Linked DNA regions of Homo sapiens: region 2 is linked to region 1. A link is an interaction called in ENCODE POLR2A ChIA-PET data of the cell type or tissue named here. Cell type or tissue: PC-3. All regions are shown on one strand. Each heading gives the region's core, and the rest is flanking DNA. Links, peaks and the distances in the headings are about the cores only.

What was found. ChIA-PET counts read pairs that join two places held together with the same protein. Peaks named below come from ENCODE experiments on the same cell type or tissue, not always from the same donor. Only the 100,000 strongest peaks of a DNase experiment are listed, where the experiment ranks them.
Region 2: POLR2A ChIA-PET joins it to region 1 with 6 read pairs; 1 of 35 experiments calls an interaction of 5 or more read pairs at or near these places.

Annotation. Positions count from the first base shown.
Region 1 is chr1:218,295,812-218,303,671 of GRCh38, reverse strand. It overlaps RRP15 (ribosomal RNA processing 15 homolog), which reads right to left. Exons shown (of 5, transcript NM_016052.4): 2 at 1,113-1,378. Among named protein-coding and RNA genes, the nearest start is that of RRP15, 14 kb to the right of the region's middle. In PC-3, for the core only: CTCF peaks have their summits at 3,883 and 4,082; a DNase peak (open chromatin) is centred at 4,071.
Region 2 is chr1:219,337,437-219,345,296 of GRCh38, reverse strand. It overlaps a transcript of LYPLAL1 not described here. Among named protein-coding and RNA genes, the nearest start is that of LYPLAL1, 170 kb to the right of the region's middle. In PC-3, for the core only: no CTCF peak of the experiment used is centred there; a DNase peak (open chromatin) is centred at 4,326.

The sequences.
Region 1 (7,860 bases), core at 2,096-6,095:
CTCTTGGCTTCAAAATGTTCTTACCCTCACTAGAACTCTGAGACCAGAGGAAATCAAAGATTCTGATATTTTTGAAGCCTCTTCTAGCATTTGCCAGATAATAAACAAAGATTCAAATTTTCAGTTGAAAAGCTATCCATAAGATTTAAAGACAAAACTTACCTTAAATAAAGTACAATAAGAATATTGAATTAATAATAGAGTATGCTGTGTTTCTAAGAGCAATACTTAAAAATTTCCACCTTTCACACAGAGCAACCAGTATTAAGAACAAAGAAAACATTCATCTTGAAACAAGAAAAGGAGATGGTAAACATAAAAGGAAATATATGTCAGTTCAAACCTATGTTTCTTTCATTTTTACCTATGAAGTGACTTTGGGAATTAGTACTTCTATGCTGCCAGTACATTTGTAGAAAGTTATTTTTCTTTAATTAAAAAACATGCTTAATTTAGTAACCAAGTATTTTAGACAGAGATCATCAAGTACAGGTGATATGAAAGCCTTATCATGGATTTTTAGCTTTTATAATAAACCACAAATTTATGTACAACTTTTGGCCTTTAATTAATAGATTATACCTAGTCTAACAACTATCATCAGTAGTTCAACAAAAGCATAATGAATTCAAATTTATCCAACACTGATTTGTATCTAACACTGAAATAATCCGTTTTCAGAACTACAACCAATCCTTGAGTTACGACATTGTCACAGATTCCTATTGTAAAATAAGTTTTGGCAAAAAAAAAAAGTAACTAACATGCTTCTTAGTTCACAACCTAATAAAGTCAGCAAACAGACAGCTAAAACAAATAAAATAGGCTCAGGAATCACTACCATGTGTATAATTACTTGATTTTAAAAAGATGTTTCCTCAGCGTTTACATTTCTATTACTTTGCCTTTGCATAGATGATTAAAAAGTGAACATGCTCAATGGAATAATTTAGACTAAATTCCTAAACATAACCTTAGTTATCCACCTTCACATAAAAAACAAGTTAAAAACTGGAACGTTAATTGGTCAAACACTGCAAGAAACAGTTCGGTCAAGATAAGAGCTAGCCTAGACAAACAATCTAATCTACAAGAGAACTGGTGGAACATACCTGTTTTATTTTCTCTAGTCTTTCTTGCTTTAACTTTTCTTTTTCCTTTTCCAGCTTCTTATTTTTGACCAGAATAGTAGGTTTACTTTCAGGAGTTTTCTTGTTGAGGACTTTAGCCATAGCATCTGCCCAGCCCATATTAGTCCCAACACTTGATTCTCCATCATTTTCATTTTCTTTGTCACAGGGCTCAGCATCACCCTCACTGTCAGCTTCTATTGCGTCATCATCAGAATAAAAGTGGTCCTTTTCCGATCCACAGCTTCCTATAGAACCAAAGAGTAAAGGCAAATTAAACTTTAATATCCTAGGCAGAGGCTGCCAAGGCCCCCCGAACCCTTCCTGGAGCTCTGCCTGTCCCCATTTTTGCAAGGGGGGTACTTTTCTGAGTCCCACAGCTACAGTAATGATGAAGAGCAATAGGACCATCTATCCCATTGCCATCAGCTCCCAGAGACCTCGCCCAGCCACATATACAGGGGATGTCACAGCAGCTTCCAAACCCAGGACCCAGGCAGCAGAAACAAATCCAACAGCCTCTGCCACGTCCTTATTGTCAAAATGGTGACAGATGTTGGCATGGAGTTGGTGCAAGGTATATTCAAGTACACAAACCTTAATTGTGTCACTAAACTAATGGAAGGGGCTAATGAAGGTTATTAAAACAAATAACAGAAAACTTTAATAAGAAAAAGGTACAGTATTATCAGAATAAATCTTCTAAGGGATTTGTCCCAGATATTTAAAATTCTGAATTTGTATGCAGAAAAAAAGCCTAAAACTAAAAATCAGCCTCATGTAAAAGAATTTGCATATAACATTAGAAAATTGGGCATTTTAACATTTTTGGAAAAAAAAATTATCTAACAACGTGCCCAAGATACTAGATTCAATTGTAGGACTGAGTGACTGAATGAAAATACCAAGTTCTGATTGAAGATACAAATGTGTAAGTGTACCATTGAATTTTATCATGAGAACCACCAAAAAAAGCACCTACAGGTTACCAGCAAACTAGTTCATCATTTAAAATTCAAATGGATGAGGAAGATTAGCAGAAACAATAGTCCAGAAGGCGGCTTGTCTTGCAAATCAACTTGCTGAGCAGCTCTTTTTCACCTTCTTAAATTAAGTGCACTTTAACAAGGAGAGCACAAGCACCCAGCATTGCATGCATGCATCTCTATGATCCAGAGCCCTCTGGAGAGCTTCTGTTCTTCAGAAACCTGCAGAACTTATTAGGAAATACTTGGAAGAAGACAATCATCCAATAGCTTAGTAACTTGGAGTGTTTTTTAATTAGCAGAAGAAGAGCTAACAAAGAAGGCTGAGAAGTCAACAAGAAAGAAAACTCAGTAATATACAAACAGCTGCCATTTAGCAGTGATGTCTTTGGGTAAACAACTGCACTTTCTTTGGATGACTCCAAAACTAGTTGAATCTCAAAAGATTATTACAGAAAATGCCATTAGCTGAAACTTTTCCTATCAAAGTACCTCTACAAATGTAACAATATTAGTAGTTTAAGTATTTTTTTAAATATTGATATACTTGCATTAAGATAAAATACTATTTAACACTAGAAGAAAAAGGCCAAGGCATAAGCAGGTTTCCTGCTGCTCCTTACTTTACTCAATTCTGTTCCACCCACCCGGATCAGAACCTTCACTTAAATGCAGAGGATTAGAAAGCAATCCATATGCCAAAAGCACTGCAGCATTTCAGTGAGGCTGCTCTGGGTCCATTTACCCTTACCAAAGCCAAGCATCAGAACCATAACCGCTGTTTCTACCTTCTGAGAAGTCTATTGATTGAGTCTTGTTGTTGCTTCAAAATTATCTATTCTTCAACTCCGAGGCTCAGTTTCTTCTTTAAATAATTTCAACAAAATGTTCATAATTTGCCTTTAAACATCCTCTTAGCCTTTTTATATCAGCTTATTGTTATGACCAAAGTAAATGGAAGACAGTGTATAGTCAGGTATTACCTTCTGAGTGATCCCCTCTACTCTCTTGACTTTAAGCCATAAAAAGACCTGACTTTTAGCAAGTGATTACAATACTTGCAATTTGGGCATTATTTTTGCGTAATACCTTTATTTTTTCAGTGCTGAAAATTCATGAAACAAAAAATGATGTAAAACATTAATACGTTTCAAGTAAAAATTAATAACAAATTAGAAAGTAGGAAATAAAAACATGCCTATATAAAAATGAACCTCGAGCATGAGTAAAAATAAAGTATCTTCAAAAAACTAACTGAACATTACATAGCAAAGAACAATAACATTTCACATTTTTTAAAAGCATGATCTTAAAACACGAAATGCCAACAGTATAAAAGAAAATGTTATAAAGACAAGAAATCACTTGCAATTCTATCATGCTAATAGAGCTGCATATTTCTTAATAAAGACAAAAAAATTAATGAAAACATTTAATTTGAAGTTTTTTCTGTATCTTATACGCTGGGTCAATTTAAGAAATCTGAACACATTTGTGACTCTAGGCTTTAACATACAAATATAGTTAATATATAAGAACCTTATTATTGCCCATAACACTAAAAAAAAAGGTATCTAAATTAAAAGCTGGCAGCACTATTAACAAATTCAATAAAAGACTGAATTATTTTATTCCAGGGCCACAAAATGTTTCCCCAAGAGGCATCTCCTAGGACCAGTGTACCCAGGAAAGTACACTGGAAAACAAAGTTTGAAGAATATAGTTAGCTGAAAACTGTATTATTTTAATACTGTATATGTTTTACTCTTCAGAGTCAGTAGCATTACACAGACACTAATAACAAAATAAACAATTCTTAGAAAAAGTGCTTCCTGTAGTAAGTATTTAACTAAATGTAAGGAGGCAAGATGGCTTAAAAGTTTGGGTCAATAAAAAAATATCTTGGTGATTAAAAGCAGAAAAATCTTGACTAGCTCCTGGTAACATGTCAGAACTGCAACACTGACATCTAGTGTTTTGTCCTGATGTATTCACACACAAATTGCCACAGATTTCATGTTTTTCAATGGTACTGTAAAGGCAGCCAAAGCAAGCCGAAACACTTTCTGATGGTGTAACCCACACCAATTCTCCACTTCAAAACCATGGCTATTTTTCTTTGGTGCATTTCTTACCCCGCTTGACTACCACAACATGCATAATATGAACACACAATAAATCCATGAAAAGTTTATAGCACCATTTTATACAACCTGCACTCACCCCACCAATTAAAAAAATATCCAGAAGAATTCCCTTAAGTCATGGTTTTATTTTATTATTTTCTTAAAGAAGCTCTATCTCAGAAGTTTTTAATCAGGCATTCACTGACAATGAAAATGATGACATTTAATATGAACAAATTAAAAATGCCAAAGTAATGAAGTCTCCCAGCATACTAAAAAAATAGGATTTACTTCTAGGATATCAAAGATTATCACTATGCAAACCAGAAAATAGAACTGGCTCAAAATATTATTATATCCTAATCAAATGAGGTTTTTAAAAAAATTTTCCACTCACTGATTTATAACAGCAGAAGCAGATATATCCAGGTGTCTAAGGGCATAGACGGAAATCACCAGACAAGTAAAAAATGCCTTTGAAGTCCTGTGTGTTGCCTTAAACATTAATTTTGCATTCTACTATAAAAATCTGGAACTTAAAGGACTACAAAGGATGCTTATTGAAGTAATGACTAAAAGTTCCAATCATGGCAGTGTTCTCTATTAAAGCTGCTCAGTAGCCACTAGCCACAAGAGCCTATTGAGTATTTCAAATGTGGCTAGCACAACTGAAGAACTGAATTTTTATTTTCTTTAATTACCTTAAATTTAAATCACATGTGGCTAGAGGCTACCATATTGAACAGAGCAGGGCTAAACCTCCGACGTACTGAGGTAGTCATAACGCATTTCTTATCTCCTGCTGCCTTTTCCCCCAAACCTCCAGCTCCCTTTCAAACTTGCCATCTGTTCCCTGACCCCAGATACGAATGGTTAGCTGCTGGCAGGAAAGTGAGCCATTTTCCTTAGCCTGGGATAAAGTTTTAAGAAGGCTCACAGTCCCTCAACATTCACTGAGCACTTATGAGTGATGGCCAAGAAAGGACAAAGGAAAAATCTAAATCTAGGTTTCTCTCCTTGAAGAACTCAGGAGTTTAGTAGGGTGAATAAATTACATAGCCAAATTGTAATAGAATTTGTAGGTGTTCTTAAAGAAAAACAATGAGGAAAGGGTGACCAGAGATATCTGGGATGGCTTAGAGGAAGTTTTACAAAGATGATATTCAAGTTGTTTCTTAATGCAAGAATTTGAATGACAAAAGAAAGGAGGAAGCCAAGGAAGTAAGATTCCATAACCCAAGCCAGTTGATCAGACGGCAAGATCACTGAACCTAGAACCAAACACATCCTAGATTTGAGTCAGTGCTCTGTATGAAAATCAAAATTACTATTGTAATCATATTATTATTGGCATTCCAGGCAGAAGAAATCAGCATGTCCAAAGGGATAGGAATGTTAAAGATGATGAAATATTTATAAAATGACACCAAGTTGAGACTGGCTGAAACAAAAGATTTGAGAATTGGATGGTAAAAATTGGGCATAAAGAAAGTAAGTTTGGGATTTCATAAAAGCATGATTTATGATCCAAGAAATGCAATACACATCAATTCCAAGATTAAAACCAAGTAGTTTAAAAGTTCATACTCCAGGTGTGTGCTTCCAATAAAAGGCCAAATAGCTGGAATTTTTTCTCTTAGCACTTATCTTAAGTCCTTACTTTTAAAAACATTCTCTATTACAGTTTTTCTTTTAAAATGTAAATACCACCTGAAAGTGGTAAGCCTATTGGTTAACCTTTAACTTCCTTCACACCTTTAAAATTTGCCCTAAGTCAAACAGAACTCCCGGTAAAAACGTGATTGAGGACAGTTAGTAAGGGACAATGAAGTAAGGCTACCAGGATTCAATTTCAACTCCACACACTAATCTAAGTGGCTTTTCTGACATTAAGTCTTCTGTCTTAGTTTCTTCATCTGTAAAAATAGGAATAAAATGGTACTTCATTGGGTTTTCATAATTAAAATATGTAAAGTTCTTTGAGTGCCTACCCCTTAGTAAGCACCACTTAAATGCTGATTACACACCACACACACATGCAGAAATACACTCACAGACACATACAATGAGAATTTTTATGTGGCTGTGGTAGAGAAGGAGAAAGAAACAAGGAAGGAATGCCTCTGGTACTGGGAATCTTGAATTCATGTGAGGTGTTAAATGAGAAGCTTTAGATGACTAGAGAGTTATAGCATAGGGGTTAAGAGCTCAGATTACTGAATTAGACTTGGGGTGTTATGTTCTTATTCCAGTACTTTCTAATAGCCTAGTTTTGGGTAAGTTACCTAACCCTTCTGTGTCTCAGTTTCTTTATCAGTAAAACAGGGATAAAAACAGTAACTACTTCACTGGGTTGCTATGATGATTAAATATGATAACACATGAAAAGCGCTTAGCACAGACCTGGCACAATAGTAGGCACTAAATAAATGATAATCAGTAATCAGAGGACAGACAGAGATCCTGAGGACCTGGGGAACAGAGAAGAGAGCTTAAAAATTGATGTCAAGAAATAGAGGGAAAATAAGTGTGACTTCAATTATAAAAGTGCTGCCTAAGTCTTGTTATAGTTTATAACTCGTATGCCAGGGAATCATCACATGCAGGCCACCTTTTGCTTATTTCAAGAGTGGCCAATGTCTCTGTGCTACAACCTTTCCAAAGTACTGTAAAATAATGATAATACTAACTAGCTAACATGTAGTTAGATGTAGGCACTATTTATAAAGCACTTTTTATGTATTATCATTTCACAACACTTATTTTCTTTTCCTTTTTTTTTTTTTGAGACAAGGTCTCACTCTGGCGCCCAGGCTGGAGTATAGTGACAGAATCTTAGCTCACTGCAGCCTATCTCCCAGGCTCACACAATCCTCTCCTTTCAGCCTCCCAAGTAGCTGGGACTATAGGCACACACCACCACGCTGAGCTAATTTTTTGTAGAGATGAAGTCTCACTATGTTGTCCAGGCTGGTCTTGAACTCCTGGGCTCAAATGATCAACCCACCTCAGCCTTCCAAAGTGCTGGAATTCAGGAGTAAGCCACCACACCCAGCTCATTTCACAACATTTCTATGAGTTGCTTTTATTATTGTATTTACACAGGTGATGATTCTGAAGCTTAGAAAAGTTAAAAACATGCTCAAAGTCAAAAAGGCAAAGCTAACGGGGCTGTCAACTTGTGAGACACTACAAAGTTTTGTATCAGAGATTCAATTTGGACTAATGTGTACTGAACTAATGTAACTACTCATTAAATATTTTAAAACATAGTTTAATAAAGCTTGAATTTAAAAAATTTCTATCTAAGCCTCAGTTAAGCTGAACAGTCTGCTCACCATCCTCATTCTGATTTTACCTAAGTATACATATCCCCCTAGTTATTCAAGGCTCTCTAAAACTACTGCTCCCCATTCAGCTGTAAATCATCTGTTCTGCTCATGCCACATGGTCTTTCCTGCCAATTACTAAATTTAGAATATTCAAAATTGATGCTTTAAAACTTCAAAAAAAAAAAGTTACCTTTGAAAAAATGAAGTCATCCCAGGTTTCCATAAAAATAACCAAAAATAAAATGATAGTGGTACCATGGGAAAACACTTTCAGATGTGATTACAT
Region 2 (7,860 bases), core at 2,396-6,395, 1.0 Mb before region 1:
TGGAAGTTGCTATATGGTTACTGTGGAGAAAAATACAAGATATTAATTCTCATGAGAGTTTATTTTCTAATAGAGGTGATTAAATATGTGTACAAACATATAATAATGATAAACAAGTGATGGTTACCTGATATATTATATTTGAAGACACTCTCTAACCTATAGTTCTATAAATACAGAAAGAAATATTCCTATTTATTAATTGAAGTTTAAGCATTACAAATCATGTGCTGAAAAGAAAGTTATCATTTCTGACTATTATGATTAGGAAAAATACTGAGGACAAAATGATATGTGAGTAGAGCTTTGAGTCACATATAGGATAAATATGGGGAGGATTTTGTGGGTGGAAGATGTTAAGAAGCCATCTCAGAAAAAAAGTTCAGTAATAAGACACTGAATATGTGTGTTGGGGGAGGTTTAATGTACATATAGGATACAGCGAGTTTGGAAAGAAATGAAATATTTTCAGAAACATCTCAAAGCAAGGATTGACTGGATATTTTAATGGACTCCTTGGAACAAGTAAAATAGAAGAAGTCAAGGAGAACTCCAATCATTTTATTATAGAAACTATTTAACCATTAGGAAGTCTGGGGATGTCAAAGGGAGAGCAGGCTCAGGGGAGAAACATGAACTAGGTCCCAGACATATAGAGCTGGAGCGGTTAGGGTGGGGCAGTAATATTCAAGAGACAATGATAATTTGGGAGAGATGTCAAGAAAATGTTAAGGCTGTTGATATAAAACAGGAAGTCACTTATGCTGTGGACTTATTTAAAACCATAAGATGAAGAATTCTGATAAAATACACGTAAAATAGTTGCAAAGTATAAAAGGATAAATCCTGGGGGAAGACTCCCAGTTAGAGAATGGGAGGAGGACAAACAGTAAGTACAGGAGAGACAAAAGAGTTTGGAAAGAGAAGGGAGACGAGAATCGTGCAATGCCCAGAAGTCAAAGGAGGAGCCACTTTCAGAAAGGTAGATAGTTTGCAGTGTCAAATGCTATAAAGAATAAAAACTGGATATGGTCTGAGAAAACAATGGGGGTTCACTGGTTTCTTTGAGTGAACAACTGCAGGCAAATGGTGTAGGGGAAGACAAACTACAGTGAGTTTACCAATGAATACAGAAGTGTAGCAGCATGTTCTGTTGGAAGTTCCATAACTCAAAGAAGGACTGAGTGTTCATTTTGAGGGGGCAGCAGATCTCAGAAAAGATTTTCTCAGGATCCACAAGCCCTAGGTGGAGGGGAATCTTTCCTTAAGAAATGAGAATTCAAGTTGCTACAGAATTTAAAGGGAATTGCCTTTAAAGAAAAATCAGAGAAAGACAAGTGTGAATGGAAATACAATTAGCTGTGGAGATACCACCTTTAGGAAAGAAGAGTGACTTACTTTTCTCTACCATAAGTGGAAGAAAAAAAAAGGAATGGTTGGATAGTGGGTAGATATGCGAAGGCAAAGTCCAGAGAGAAGGAAGATGAAGGAGCTCTATAAAGAGAAGGTGAGATCACTAGATGAGAATAGCAAAAGAAGGTGCAGAATGATGACATGAGTGCCACAGAGTGAAGTAAAGCACAATGAAATAAGCCACCTAAATTTGCATCCTATAGTGAGAAATGTTCGTAGTTTATTTCATTCTGATACCAGAATTTTGAGCCATGGAGGTCTATCCCAGATCCCTATTTAGAATAGTATTGAAAATATTCTTTCAGCTGCAACATTTTGAAAGTGGTAAAAAGAGTAACTAAAAATAATTGAGCTATTACCATAAATTTAGAATAATATACAACTTATTAGAGAGTTAACCTCAGGTTAATTAAGTACAATAAGGATACATGTTAAGATCTTGCTGTTAATTTTTAGCTAGTCCTCATAGTATTTGGTCAAGATTCTAAATGAAGTCTGTGGTAAAACCATGGATCCATTTCATTCTCATCTGGATTCCTAGTTTTGAGGCATTTAGAATTTGTTGACTTTCTTTGACATGTTTCTGTGCTCTGGTTCAATGAAGGTCTCCCCTAGGACCTTGGGCTCATCTTTGTCTTATTCACTTGTATAATTTTAGCTCATCATTTTCATGAATTTTGTTTCTAATAAAGTTCATTTTATTCAAATGTATTTGCAAAATCATTGCTGATTGGGGAGGAGAAAAACAAGATCAGACAGATGTCATCACATCCATATTACAGATGCTCCAGCTTATTCCAATGGTTAAGTTGTCGGACTTGGGCTGAAGCCCAAATCCTCAAGCGCCAGATACAGAGCCCCACCTATTGACCACTATCACATCCGTGCTCCTCCCATTAAGCATCACATAACCTCATCCATGAAATAAACAATCTATTAATTAAACTTCAATAAGAAAAAAGGGACTAAATCAATCCTCTCTGTGTGATTTCGAAACAATAAACTGGAAATTGAAAATTAAACCATTTTACTTTTTGTTTTAATCTTTAAAATGCTAACCAACTTAAACTATTTAGACATTAGAAAAACAATGAGTCAACTCAGTCACTTAATAAAATAATCTAGTTTCAACACAAATCATTCCACTGGACACTTGACTGAATTTTTCATTTTTTAACCAGCAGTCTTGTCTTTATGCAGCCTTAACTTCATACAGTCAAAGAGGAATTTTTTTAAAGCAATTCAGAAAATGCAAGACTAGTGCTAAGAACTGTGAAGGGGCTGAGATTGTCCCTTACTTATAAACTAACAAATTAGGCTGCCAGTTTCATGGAGTCTGCGGAAACCACGAGACTCCTGGGTCAGAGACAATGGAGTTTGTTGCTCATAACAACAGCAGTAGCCAGAGCATCAGCACTTCCTTGTGCAGGTTCCTTGGGGCCTAATAGGGTGATGCAAAAAGGGCCCGCAAATGTAGTGGGTTGTATTAAAAGAGAGAAACCTTGAGCTAAGGGGGTCCCAAATCATTTTAAATAATCACTAAGCTTGTCTGTCTTTATCTCTGGAGGATTTACTATCTCTATCTCCCTCCTAAAGCTGTTCTATACTCAAACATCCTTAAAAAGATAACCCAGAACAAAGTCAGTCTGTGTCTCTGCTTACAAGTCATGCAAAACCTTGAGAGACTCATGGAGAATTGTTTCTCAGCAGCTAGTGGGTCAATGTAAGTTTGAAATGATTCATTATTGATACCCAGATGCAAAGGGATGACCAAGATTTAGTAAAAATTATTAACCACAAGGTGGCTATGGATAAGTTGTGATTGTTGACTGTGTTACAAAAAAAGTGCATTGAAATAAACTGATATAAATACAATGTGAGTATAATAATTTTTCTAATAAAAAGTATTGAGAATAGTCCTGTTATTCTTCCCCAGCCTGACCTTAATTTAAAACTTCTCTTCAGTAAAACAAATCTATTAGAAAGATATCAAATGCTCCTTATTGAGAAACTGTCATGGTTCAGATTTCAATCAACTTTTTATTTAAATGGCTTCTGAATCCACTTAATTTAGTTTTAAAATAAATGTAAACTTCATTTTTACTATAAATTCTACATAAATCTCAAGCAAACAGCTTGTCATTCATGCTCAGACCTATAAAAACAGGTTCTTGTAAGTCCACCTACTAGAAAAAAATGATAAGTGTATTCTTTAAAATGGTTCTTTGTGAACTTTGTTTTCATTAGATTTTTAATAATAAAAAGGCCACTTGGTTCAGGACAGAGAAGTATAATAAATGCAGCACATTAAAACAAAATAAAACATACATTACCCAACTGTCTAATATTGAATCTTACAATTTATCAAGTTGACTCAAAATAATAAACTCCACCTTGAGAAATAAAATAAAATAAAATTGAACCTTTTCTGAAAGGAGAGCCATGTTGCTTATGGAACAGCCCACATTAATATAAACTGAGAAGAAAGGAAATGTGTAAAAGTTTAGAGCTGAAGGAATTTCTGCATGTGGGTATACTGCAAGTACATGTATTCTAGAACTAGCATAATATATTGTTAAAAGTAATGAAATCTGGGAATGTGTATTCAAATTATTAACTTTATGCACTCCATGAAGTATTTGAGCTTATTTAGTGAAACATATATCAGACAAGTTGGTTATTACTAACATGACCAAAAAAGGAATAATAAACAGGCTGTGTCTTGCATACACTCCATATGCATTATAAGTCTGTGGGTTTTATGATGCATAAGCTGTTCCTATCTTTGGAATATTCAATTTGAATGGGTAGATTAGACAGATACAGATACATGCACATGGAATGTTAGTGAATAAGGCCTTGCACATTAAGATAAATGCTGAATTAGTTCAGACAAAGACTACAGCAGTTTAGAGGAAGCCCTCAGAGCTGGGAAGGGCTAGAAAAGGCTTTAACAGATAGGAGATCAGAGGTATTACTCATTGCCCTCTCTTGTTACAAAACAAATGGGTTCCTGGGTTATATAAAGAAAGGTGAAGGCAGAAAGCCCTCAGTTCTAGTTGTCGTTTCACTGATAATTTTCAGACTAGTAATAAATGATGATCCTTTTAATGTTCTCATCTCAGCCTCATAAAGTTACTCAGTGTAAATGGGAAACTCATTAGAGTTACTGAAAGAAATATATATATTTTTTAATGACCATCGATTCAACTTCGTTAAAAGCAGGGAAGAATCTGTTTAGAATTTAGATAAAAGGAAAACATTCTAAAATTAAGTGAGAAGAACAGTAAAATTCTAACTGTCAAAAGTATACGCATGGAAAACCTAACCCACCTATTATGAATAAGTAAGAAGGAGCTGGAATAAGCATTAATGTAATGTAACTTCCCCTCCCCTCACCCACACATCCATTGGTATCCCATCCTCTTAATTGGTTGGTTGTGTTCACCACTTCCATTAGATATGAACAGTTAGGACAATTCTTATTCTTTCTTGTATAATAACAGAAGCGAGATCTAGGTAGCTTAATGTGGTTTGAGCCTGGGGTTAAATCAAGAAGAGACTGTGGCACCTGTAATATTAAAGTGACCTGCTTCTATGACTTTCAAAGAACACCAGAGCTACTAAAGCTGCCCCAGACAGACTTAACTAAACTGAACATTATAACTTCTTTCCATCACTTTGTTGATACCCACAACGATAGTAATTGGTTATAAGTATTAGTTATTTTGTAAGCTGTGCATTTTGTTCAATAAATTATGTCAATTTTTATAAGATAAATATTTATATACCATACATTTTTTTCATCAGCACATAATGTTTGTAATAAATGGGTTAGGTTTTCCATGCATATACTTTTGAGAGTCTTAGAATCCTGGAGAAAACAATATAATAATTTTAAATTCCTGCATTGGAAAGGGAGAAATTGATGAACAGTACCAAAAGTCAGTGAAGAGGAAGCTCAAGTTCTTGCCAATATGTGGTGCAAAAATGCTGTGGAGTTTTTGGTTAGTCAAGTCTCTCAAGCTAGCCTTTACATATTTCAGAAAAGCCAAGTGTTTTTTTCTCCCTAATTTTTCAACCCTGATGTATTTTTGGGGAAATTTGGTCCATATGTTTCTAATTCATTTATTCCAACTCATCAAATGTTGTTTTGTAAGACTATTCATTGCCCAAAGGTTTTCTAAACAGTCTTCCAAAGACCTCTAAGCTAGAAATGGGAATAAATGCAAGTGATACCCATTGCTAAACCTAAATTTTCTTGAACCCAGTGTTAATAGAAGACTAGCATCTATTTTTAAACTTGGCAAACGATAGACACCATTCAGCTGCTGACTCAGAGTGAAACAACAGTTAGCTGCATATTTGTGTAAATTGTGTATGCAAAAGTTTTTTGTTTTTAAAAAATCCATGGAAAAGGATTTAATTCTTAATAATAATGGAGAGAACAGCAACATATTTTACTTTTTCCTAAAACTTTCTCATAGCTATTATCACCGTTGCTCCTTATTATAATACCGTGGGATAGACAAGGTAGTTACACTCATCTGCATTGCACACTTGAAGTACTTGAGGCTCAGAGAAATCAAGTAATTTTCACCATATTGCATAGGGATGTCATGGAGGAAGAGGATCTGGGACTCAGTCCTCCTAGATCTAGACTTTTGTTTTTTGGGACAAACAATGACATCTATGTCTCTCTATGACTTACGCAGGGTGAGACCATATCCTGTTTCATGGTAGCGTGGATGACCCAGTGTACAGAGCTCAATGTGGGTCTCACTAAGGGTCTTGTTAGTGCCAGGGCCAGACGTGGTATGAGTTCCTTCTTCTAGATTATCTCTGACCCTAATATAGGGTGAGGCAGCCTTACTGACCGCTGAGTAAATACACATATATATTTACACATATCTAGGCATTTGATCTGATCTAATTTGGTCTAATCAACTTACAGATTTGTTGCAAAGATTATTGCAAATATTTATTGCAAAAATTAATGTAATATATTATATTATTAAAATAATTATGTCCATGATGGCACTTAATTCATAAAACATTGAAAAAAAGATGAATATTTAGTCATCTCTACTTTACAAATAAAAATATCTAAGGCATGGAGTTACTAAACTTTCTATATTAAGTCAAGGGGAGAGCTCAGATGTGCATTTTGTAGAATTTACTGAGATGAAGCAATGTTAGGTCTACCTTTAACATTAATCATGATGTTGATGATGAAAATGGGAATTACCACTTCTGTTTTTGTTTTTTTTTTGTACCATGTGCCAGGTACATGATCTCAATTAGTTATCACAAAAGATATTGAGGTGGATATTTTCACTCTAGTTTTTAAAGATGAAGAAACTGAGGCTCAGCAAGTTTAGATATTATATCAGTTAGGTCTCTATTAGCTGCAAGTAACAGATAACCAAACCCAAACTGACTTAAGCAACAACAGAATGTTTTGATACATGTAACTGAAAACCCCATGCATATAGCTGGCTTCATGTGTGGTTTCATGCAGGGTCACAAATAACATTATCGGAATTCAGGTTTTTTCCTATTTTTTATTTTATCTATTCTTGGCCTCATTCCCAAGTTTTATAAGGAGTTATACAGTAAGCAGTAGCTCTAGATATTTTCTTGCCTAAATGGAATGCATCTATCCCTGGTTGACATTAGTCCATATTGGATTAAATGTTTCTCCCTGACAAAATTCCTAAATTAGCCCTTTGGCTTCGGTCTAGGTTGCATGCTTGCCCTTGAAACTTGGGGTAGGGTAAGTTCCATCCAAACCACGTAAAATGAGAATGAGGAAGGAGTGGTCCCTCATCAAAATTTAGGTGAACTATTACCAAAATAATAATAAACACAAACAGATTCTTAGAGGCCAAATAACTACAAATGCCCACAGCAAGTAACATGCCCAAGATGAAACAGCTAGCATGTGGCAGAGCTGGAACTCACATGTGTGTCTTTTTAATTCTGAAATTTGTTCTCTAACCTTGGGGTTGGTGATTTTTTTCTGTAGTGAGTTAATAAGTATTTTAGATTCTGCAGGCCATAAGCTGTCTGTTGCAATACACAGTTTGGTCCTTGTTATGCAAAGGCAGTCATAGACAACACAGAAACAAATAGGCATGGCTGTGTTCCGATGAAACTTCATTTACAAACACAGGTGAAGAGCCAGCTTTTGTGTGCTATGGTTTACTGATTCCTTCACCCCACTTTTAGTAATTTTGATCAGCCACAGTCTTCACATACAGAACAGAAATGGAACAGCCTCTTTGATGTGAGTAGTTGGAAAATATTTCCTAGATGAAGTACACCAGCCCATAGCTAGTGACCAGTCAAGGTGGAGTCTACTTACTTGCAAATCTCCCATGTGCTCCTGCTTTAATCAAATGAAATACAAGAAACAGAATGTATTCAAAGAGAATATTTGTTTTA